2 separate regions of the Mus musculus genome follow, and region 1 is linked to region 2. The links are chromatin loops, found by intact Hi-C in ENCODE. Cell type or tissue: heart. All regions are shown on one strand. Links, peaks and the distances in the headings refer to the core of each region. The heading gives the core; the rest is flanking DNA.

Evidence for each region. A loop is a pair of places that touch in the nucleus more often than their neighbours do. Peaks named below come from ENCODE experiments on the same cell type or tissue, not always from the same donor. Only the 100,000 strongest peaks of a DNase experiment are listed, where the experiment ranks them.
Region 1: a loop joins it to region 2, with 2.0 times the contacts of the local background. A loop is called at or near these places in 1 of 42 quality-filtered maps.

The regions. Positions count from the first base shown.
Region 1 is chr10:37,276,143-37,279,626 of GRCm38, reverse strand. No RefSeq gene overlaps it. Among named protein-coding and RNA genes, the nearest start is that of Gm26535, 42 kb to the left of the region's middle. In heart, for the core only: no CTCF peak of the experiment used is centred there; no DNase peak of the experiment used is centred there.
Region 2 is chr10:37,139,269-37,142,752 of GRCm38, reverse strand. It overlaps 5930403N24Rik (RIKEN cDNA 5930403N24 gene), which reads right to left and starts at 3,221. Exons shown (of 3, transcript NR_166104.1): 1 at 2,008-3,221. In heart, for the core only: no CTCF peak of the experiment used is centred there; DNase peaks (open chromatin) are centred at 1,512 and 2,762; H3K4me3 peaks cover 2,386 bases; H3K27ac peaks cover 2,157 bases.

The DNA.
Region 1 (3,484 bases), core at 580-3,079, 140 kb before region 2:
AGGAAATTAAGGCACCATGAGGGTTAGCAGTTAGTGTGCTTTCTTTCCTTTACTTCCTATGCTAGTGATAGGAAAAATAGCAGGATTCCATGCCCCGGGGCCTGAAACAGCTGCACTGACTGGAAGCCCTTGGAGCTTTGTTTAAGAAGTCAGCACAGAAGTATGCAAATAGCCCATGTGAATTTATTTCTATTTGCCTTTGCTGGCTAAGTGTGATGTCACCAGATATCTCAAGCTTCTGCCACTTGCCACTTCCCTGAAATGATTAGCTGTAGCCTAGAATTGTAAGCCATATGAGTCTCTCTCATGTAAGTTTCAGGTTGTACCATCAAGTAATGGTAACAATATTAATACTGAAAATGGTAGCAAGAATTAAAAAAAAAAAAAAAAAAAAAAAAAAGAATCAGCACAGGTTCCAAACAATCCATGACTCTCACGAGTCTTTTTCAAGGAAAATGCAGCTGTGCAAATCCAACCAGTGGTTTATTCACAATAAATGATTTTTTTCCTCTGATTTCTTTGTTCAGTCTTTAATAGATTCTAATTCCTGTTGTTGGTGGATATGTTTTATCCTGGAGCAGTTTTATGAAGTTCATTGTACTTACAATCAAACATCTGTGATCTCTTTGGGATTCTTTGTTATTCCCAGAGTCATGCATGACTCCTTCTTTATGAATGTTTGTCTAGGTTCCCATGTCATTAGAGAAACTTAAAGACTTCTCCATCCACTAATGTAGCTACAAAGAAAGGCCAAATCTACATATGATACAGTAGACTTACTTCCTCTAGAAGCAGAGTGGGCTGCCAGCCTGGTCCATATTCATCCATTTTGAAATCCTTATGAGGCAGTTGCTGCATGTTTGGCACAATATTAGAATTAGTAAGAAAGAGCTAAGTTTAACTTTGGTCCCTAGCAAGTTCACAGAAGAGCAAAGAAGTCTTTATGTGAACACAAACACCTGGGGGAACACAAAAAAACACCTCCATCAACACGCTTGCCTGTGAACTGCTACGGACTTGCTGAATGATATTCCCAGCACTCAGTAGCTGAGACAGGAAGAACATGAACTTGAGGCCACCCTGGGCTACCATGTGAGACCTAGTCAGAGAGAGACAGTCAGAAACAGACAGAGACAGAGCGAGTACACAGAAACCATCTCTGTGTTCTAGAAGGACAAAGAAAACTTTAGCTCTTTCTGATTTGAATTTGAAGTAGTTCAGATTAGTCAAGTTATCTCATGCAGTCCTTGAGAAGTCTCAACATTCCATTCCTTAGAGATGAAAGCTGAGTCCATTCCTCAAGACCACAGCATGAACGGGCACGACTCAAACACGATTCTTCACATCTCAAGACTCAAGACTCTCTCCATGATGGGGTTAAAGAGGAAATGTAAGAATGGATTTGGGACTAGTGGTATTTTTCTGTTTGTAAGTAGATTGCTTTCAGGGAAACGCAATATTGTTGATTTATGCCAGGAAGACAGCAATCAGCTGACTACCATTCTACACTCAGGCACACGACGGTAGGGGAGAATGGAATGGGAGTCATTCACAGAGCAGCCTACACAGCTTGCCTAAGGAAATGGGGTGGGGGTGTTCATCATGCCTCCTATAGCTTTCATGAGAAAAGCATAAACCAAGATAGCCTGGATGAGTCTGATCATTAACTATTCTCATCTATTCGTGTCTCCCACTTGAAGCCACAGTCCCCTGGCAGTTGTTCTGGCAGGCACCTCTAGAAATATAAACAGAAGCAATGCTGGTGCCTTGGGAACAAGATACTTGACTTATTAATTTCCATTTCTTCATCTACATTTGGTAAACATATAACTAAGGAAAATGCAGTACTCAAAGCCTATGCATGTGCAATAGGCTTCCTCTTGGTCACCGATTTTCTTTTACCTTTTCCAGTGTGTACCTAGATGAGCAGTACAGTAGTAGCTCAAACATTAAGACCCTGAAAGGTCCACAATTATAGGAAAGCAAACTGGACATATCCCCAAGAAAAGAGATAAACACCACTAAGTAAAATCAATGGCAACTGAGCCTCACCGTATCATGCTACCTTATATGAGTATTGTTTTTTGTCCAAAGTACTCAGATGTACAAACTTTCAGAATGCTTTGATTAAAGACTTAGTGAGCAGCACTGTTGTCTCTCTGCAAAAAAATGAATCAGAGCAGAGCAACCTGCATGGTTTCTTTAAAATATTCTAGATAAGCTTGGGGTTCTCCATCAGGAAGTAGACCTCAGTATTCTGAAAGCAGAGGTATATATTAGGGTAAAATGCCCCCCAGTATTCCACTTTTACTATTCATTAGACTCAGATTAGAGGCAAAATGCCTATGAGAGACTAAGGCCAGCCAACTCCAGTCAGGATGAGTCTTCCCTTGGAGATCAGGGACAAGTATGCATTCTAAATGTGTAAGCTCTTATCATCTTTAACAGCAATGCAATTTCCCTCTTTGTCTCTTTCATACAAACCTGGAGGAAAAGGCTTGCCTGGAGACCTTGAAATGAAAGCCCTGCTCTCAGCTAAGGTCTCTTTGGGGCTTAAGAACTCCATGGGTCTTGTCTTTGCCCAAGCCAAGCTATGAATGGCCCTGTAGCTATTTCCTCCTTCCTCAGACTCCCTAGAAAGCTCTCCTGCAGGCTAAAGCCTTTGAGTTGATATCCCAGCTCAACTTCTCTCCTCTGAATATTATACCTTACATTCATCTAGGCTTCAGTCCTGTACCCAACTCATTCTCTTGGTATCCCAAACTACTGAGGCATCTGCAAAAGAGTTTAGACATAAATAAGTATGCTGGCATCTCCTTCCTTCCCAGCCTCTGCTTCAAACATTATAATCAAAGACTTGCAGCAGGAGAGAAGGCAGAGAGAGAAACGTTGGGGAAAGAAGAAATCAAAAAGGCATGAAATCTGAAATGTCAACTGTAACCTCACTGTAAATAGATCCTGGGAGACTTACCATCAGCAACGCTGGGTCAGATCTGAACACCTGCCCACACAATATACACTAGGGAAACTAGAAAACAAACAAAATGTTCCGAGCAGATTACACAGCTGAGCTTCAGAAATATATGGTGCACAAATAATGGGAGACATTTATTTATTTATTGCTTAATACATACAGTGTTTGGGTGTGGCATATCCTTTATTATTATTATTATTATTCACTGGAAAGGGAGGGGTTGGAGTGTTGTCTCATTTTACAGATGGTAAACACAGTGAGAGAAGTTCCATGCTCACAGCATAGCAAGCACCTAAACCAGGAGTGAAGCCTGGAAGTCCTAACTTTCAAGGTCACATTCTGAACTACGGAGACACTTCCCTCCCTCCGACTTGTTCTATGAAGGTAAAACATTTCAACCAAAATGCTTATCTGGGTTTTAAAATAATTATCTTCAATGCACTTGATACAAACACAAAGAATCATAGTCTCTTTTAAAATGTTACCTAATTGATCTGCTCAGGATATTAC
Region 2 (3,484 bases), core at 483-2,982:
TGGTGTGTGGAGGGCCCATGCCCATGTGCATAAATGTGAAGGTCAGAGGAGGTATCGGATATAGATGTTGGGCCTGGTTCTTCCTCCCAGCCCCATGATCCCAGAAATAAGACTCAGACTCAAAACATATTTACAAATACCTTGGCCATAATGCTATGTTCTTTTCTGATTAGATCATAACTAAACATAACTCATTTATTCTAATCTACATTCTGTCACATGGCTGGTTACCTGTGCTCAAGTACCATGTGTCCGTCTCTTCAAAATTTCCCAGGCAAATCTCCCACACCTGGCTCTATCCCAGAATTCTTTCTGCTTCCCAGATGTCCCACCACCTATTTCCTGCCTAAGCCATTGGCCATTGGCTTTTTAATTGACAGGTGGTGTATCCATACAATACACAAGATATTCTCTCTGCAATCAGGTGCCTATTACTCTCTCACTAAACCTAGAGCTAGACTGTCGGCCAATAAGGCTCAAAGATCTTCCCCCAGCACTGGGCTTGCTCACACACCTGGGCTGGCTTTTTACACAGGTGCTGTGGATTTGAACTCAGGTCCTCATGCTTGCATGGCAAGTGCTCTTCTGCCCTAAACTGACATTTTAAACCATCCTGACCTCTGATTTCTTCTGTGGTGCATCTTAGATGCATTGGTGGTAATCTGTATAGGAAGACCGTATACAGATTACTACATCATATTACATTAAATTTTTGTGTAGTGTATGCCAGGGGTGAGGGTCGGTCGGGGAACCTTTTCAAGAGTTGGTTCTATCTACACACCATCTGGGTCTTGGGATGATGGATTTAGGTTTTCAGACTTGAATGCAAGCACCTTTAGCTATGGTGCCACCAGGTCAGAATAAATGGGAGCACAGAGCTGGCAGTAATAGCACACCCCTGTTAGTCGCTAGCAGTTGAGAAATAGACCCTGTGAATCATGAGTTTTAGACTAGTCTGGGCTCCAAAGGGTTGGAGGTCAGCCTGTATTGCACAGTAAGACTCTGTACACTCATACACACCACATCCCTCCATAAACAGTGCAAATGGAGAATAAAAGTCTGTGTTCCCTTTTGAGTTGGCTATAGGCGCCTGCTTCCAATTTTTAATGTCCTTATGGGTTCTTTAATCTCACTTATATAAATGCATTTGGCGGGTGTTTCCCCGCCTCCCCCCCCCCCCAAACCCTTAACTCTACGGGGAGACCACCAAACTGTAGGGGAACTGCAGCAGGTAAAGACCAGCAGCTCCAATAGCTTGCTGGCATTCCTTAAGGTTCATAGCAAGAGTCAATCTCTTCCCTTTTCCCAGCCCCGCCCCGCTCTCCCATCCACCCGCCTCTTCCATTCTCGCCAGGCTTAGTGGGTGCCTGAGTCGGGGTGGGAGGGGAGGAAAGGGAGAGGGAGATTTCAGAGCTCCGCCCAAACCCGCCTCCCAACCCATTCTCCCGGGGACCGCCAGCTTTCCAACCACACTGGCAATGAGCTTTCTTATCCAAAGGAAATCACGTCTTCAGCTGCAAAGTAGGGACCGCGGGGGGGGGGGGGGGGGGACAGCCCGCGTGTTTACTCTCGTTGGCTCTCTCCCGCGCTGCTGCAGGGACGGATTGGCTCTCCCGCTCCCCTGACGCTCACGGGCTCCGCCCCGGAGCGGCCATCTGCTCCTCGTGGGTCCTGGGGTCTCCTCCTGACCCACTCCCTCCGCCCCTCCTCTCGCGCCCCTCCCCGCCCCCACTCCGCCGGGCTCCGCCCCTTCCCCCTCCCGGCGCCTGGGGCTCCGAATCTTCCCCGCGGTTGCCCCGGAGACGAGCCGATACCAGGCAAATAGGCATTGGAGAAAGAAAAGGGGGGAAAGCTGCACGACAGCCTGTTAACAAAGGAGCCACAAAAGCAGCCCCCGAATGTCTGGGAGAAAAAATCCGAAAGCGAACTAGCAATCATCCCAATTTAAAACCGGAGGGAGACGCAGAGGAAGGGGCAAGGTTCCCGTGGGGTGGGTGCACAGATTGCCTTTTGAGCCTTTGGGAATCTCCTGGATGGTGGTGTTGGACCAGCCCAGTTGACTTTTCAAGTTGGAACTGCTAATGAGGGATTCGTGTCCATCCTGGCGGCCGGGTTCTCGGGCCAGTCCAGCAGGCTTCCTTACGGGTGCTAACACGTTGGTTGGCAAGACGCGTTTCGACGAAATATTCCTTCCAGGCGCTCCGTGGAATATGACTTTGGGATTTAATAATGTATCTAAAGGTACTGGACAGGAGATGAAACTTCACGCAACGATGTTCTGCTCAGGGACTGTCAAACAGCACTTGAACAAAGGGTTATTGGCTTGAACCAACTGTCCTTTTCACTCAAAGTGTGACCTATTTCCCTACAATGAACAGAAAGTAACTGTTTGACAATTCCGAGCCAACACTAAGAGAAACGAGCCATTCCCTCGACTGCTTCTCGCCTCCATCGTTCACGTTGCAGTCATTAAATGCAAACGCCGAAAGATGTTTTGGATGTTTTCATGAGCGAGACTAGAGGAATATTTATTAAGTTGCATCCTCTATCCCCTCTCCCTTCCAGATACATTAAATCAACGCCTGGTCTTTCACACACTAAAAGCGTCTGGTACTTCGGTGGCAAGGGCTGTAGCGAACGAGAGAGATATCCTACACACCGCTGTAGAGCTTTGCCTTTAGCCTGGGTTAGACGTGGAGTCTCCAGGGATTTTCTTTCTGTCTCTCAACCTTGCAGGCGATTTCTTCTGAGACTAGGACTCGGTCTTTTAGGATTTCCTCGCTGTTGCCTCTCTTCCAGGAGCACACTTGATGCTGTGCACAGACAAGTTCAAAATGAGAGTCCCTCCGATGTTGGCAGCAGGCTAGGAAAACAACCCGTGTCGACGAGAGTAGCTGCCTCCCAACTGTAAATATGGATTCGTACACTCAAGGCTCGGTCTAGTTTTACCACAGAGGAAAATTAATGATGTCGTTTCTTACAGTGATAACATGCTAGCAAGTTTCGATCTTCTGAAAATGGTCCTCACAATGTTTTGTGGAAAAGTGATCGGTAATTGGAATAGTTGGAGAGACGCGATTTGAGGTGCTCCAAGGACCAATTTCAAAATATTTTATTTCACGCCTCTAGGAGAGAAAGGAACGAGCATGGCTTAGGCTGTTTGCTGTTTTTGCGTTTCCCACATCTGGCCTACAGACCTAATTCCAACTGGAGATCTTGCTAGATGAAATTCGATCTTCGTGGTTTAAATACCTTTCAGTGTGGGACGATTTAACAATTGCAGCAGTTTTTTTAAAAAAAGAAACACCCCCCCCCAAAAAAAAAAATCCTTGCGCACTATCTGTGAAACCCTTATGGAGTGCGGAGGGAAAAAATGCTGCTAGCACACAAATCCTACCCATTGTCTTTAACACTCGTATACACACTTATACACGTAAACACACGGGAAAGATGGGGGAGGGGAGAGAATGGCTAGAGACAGACG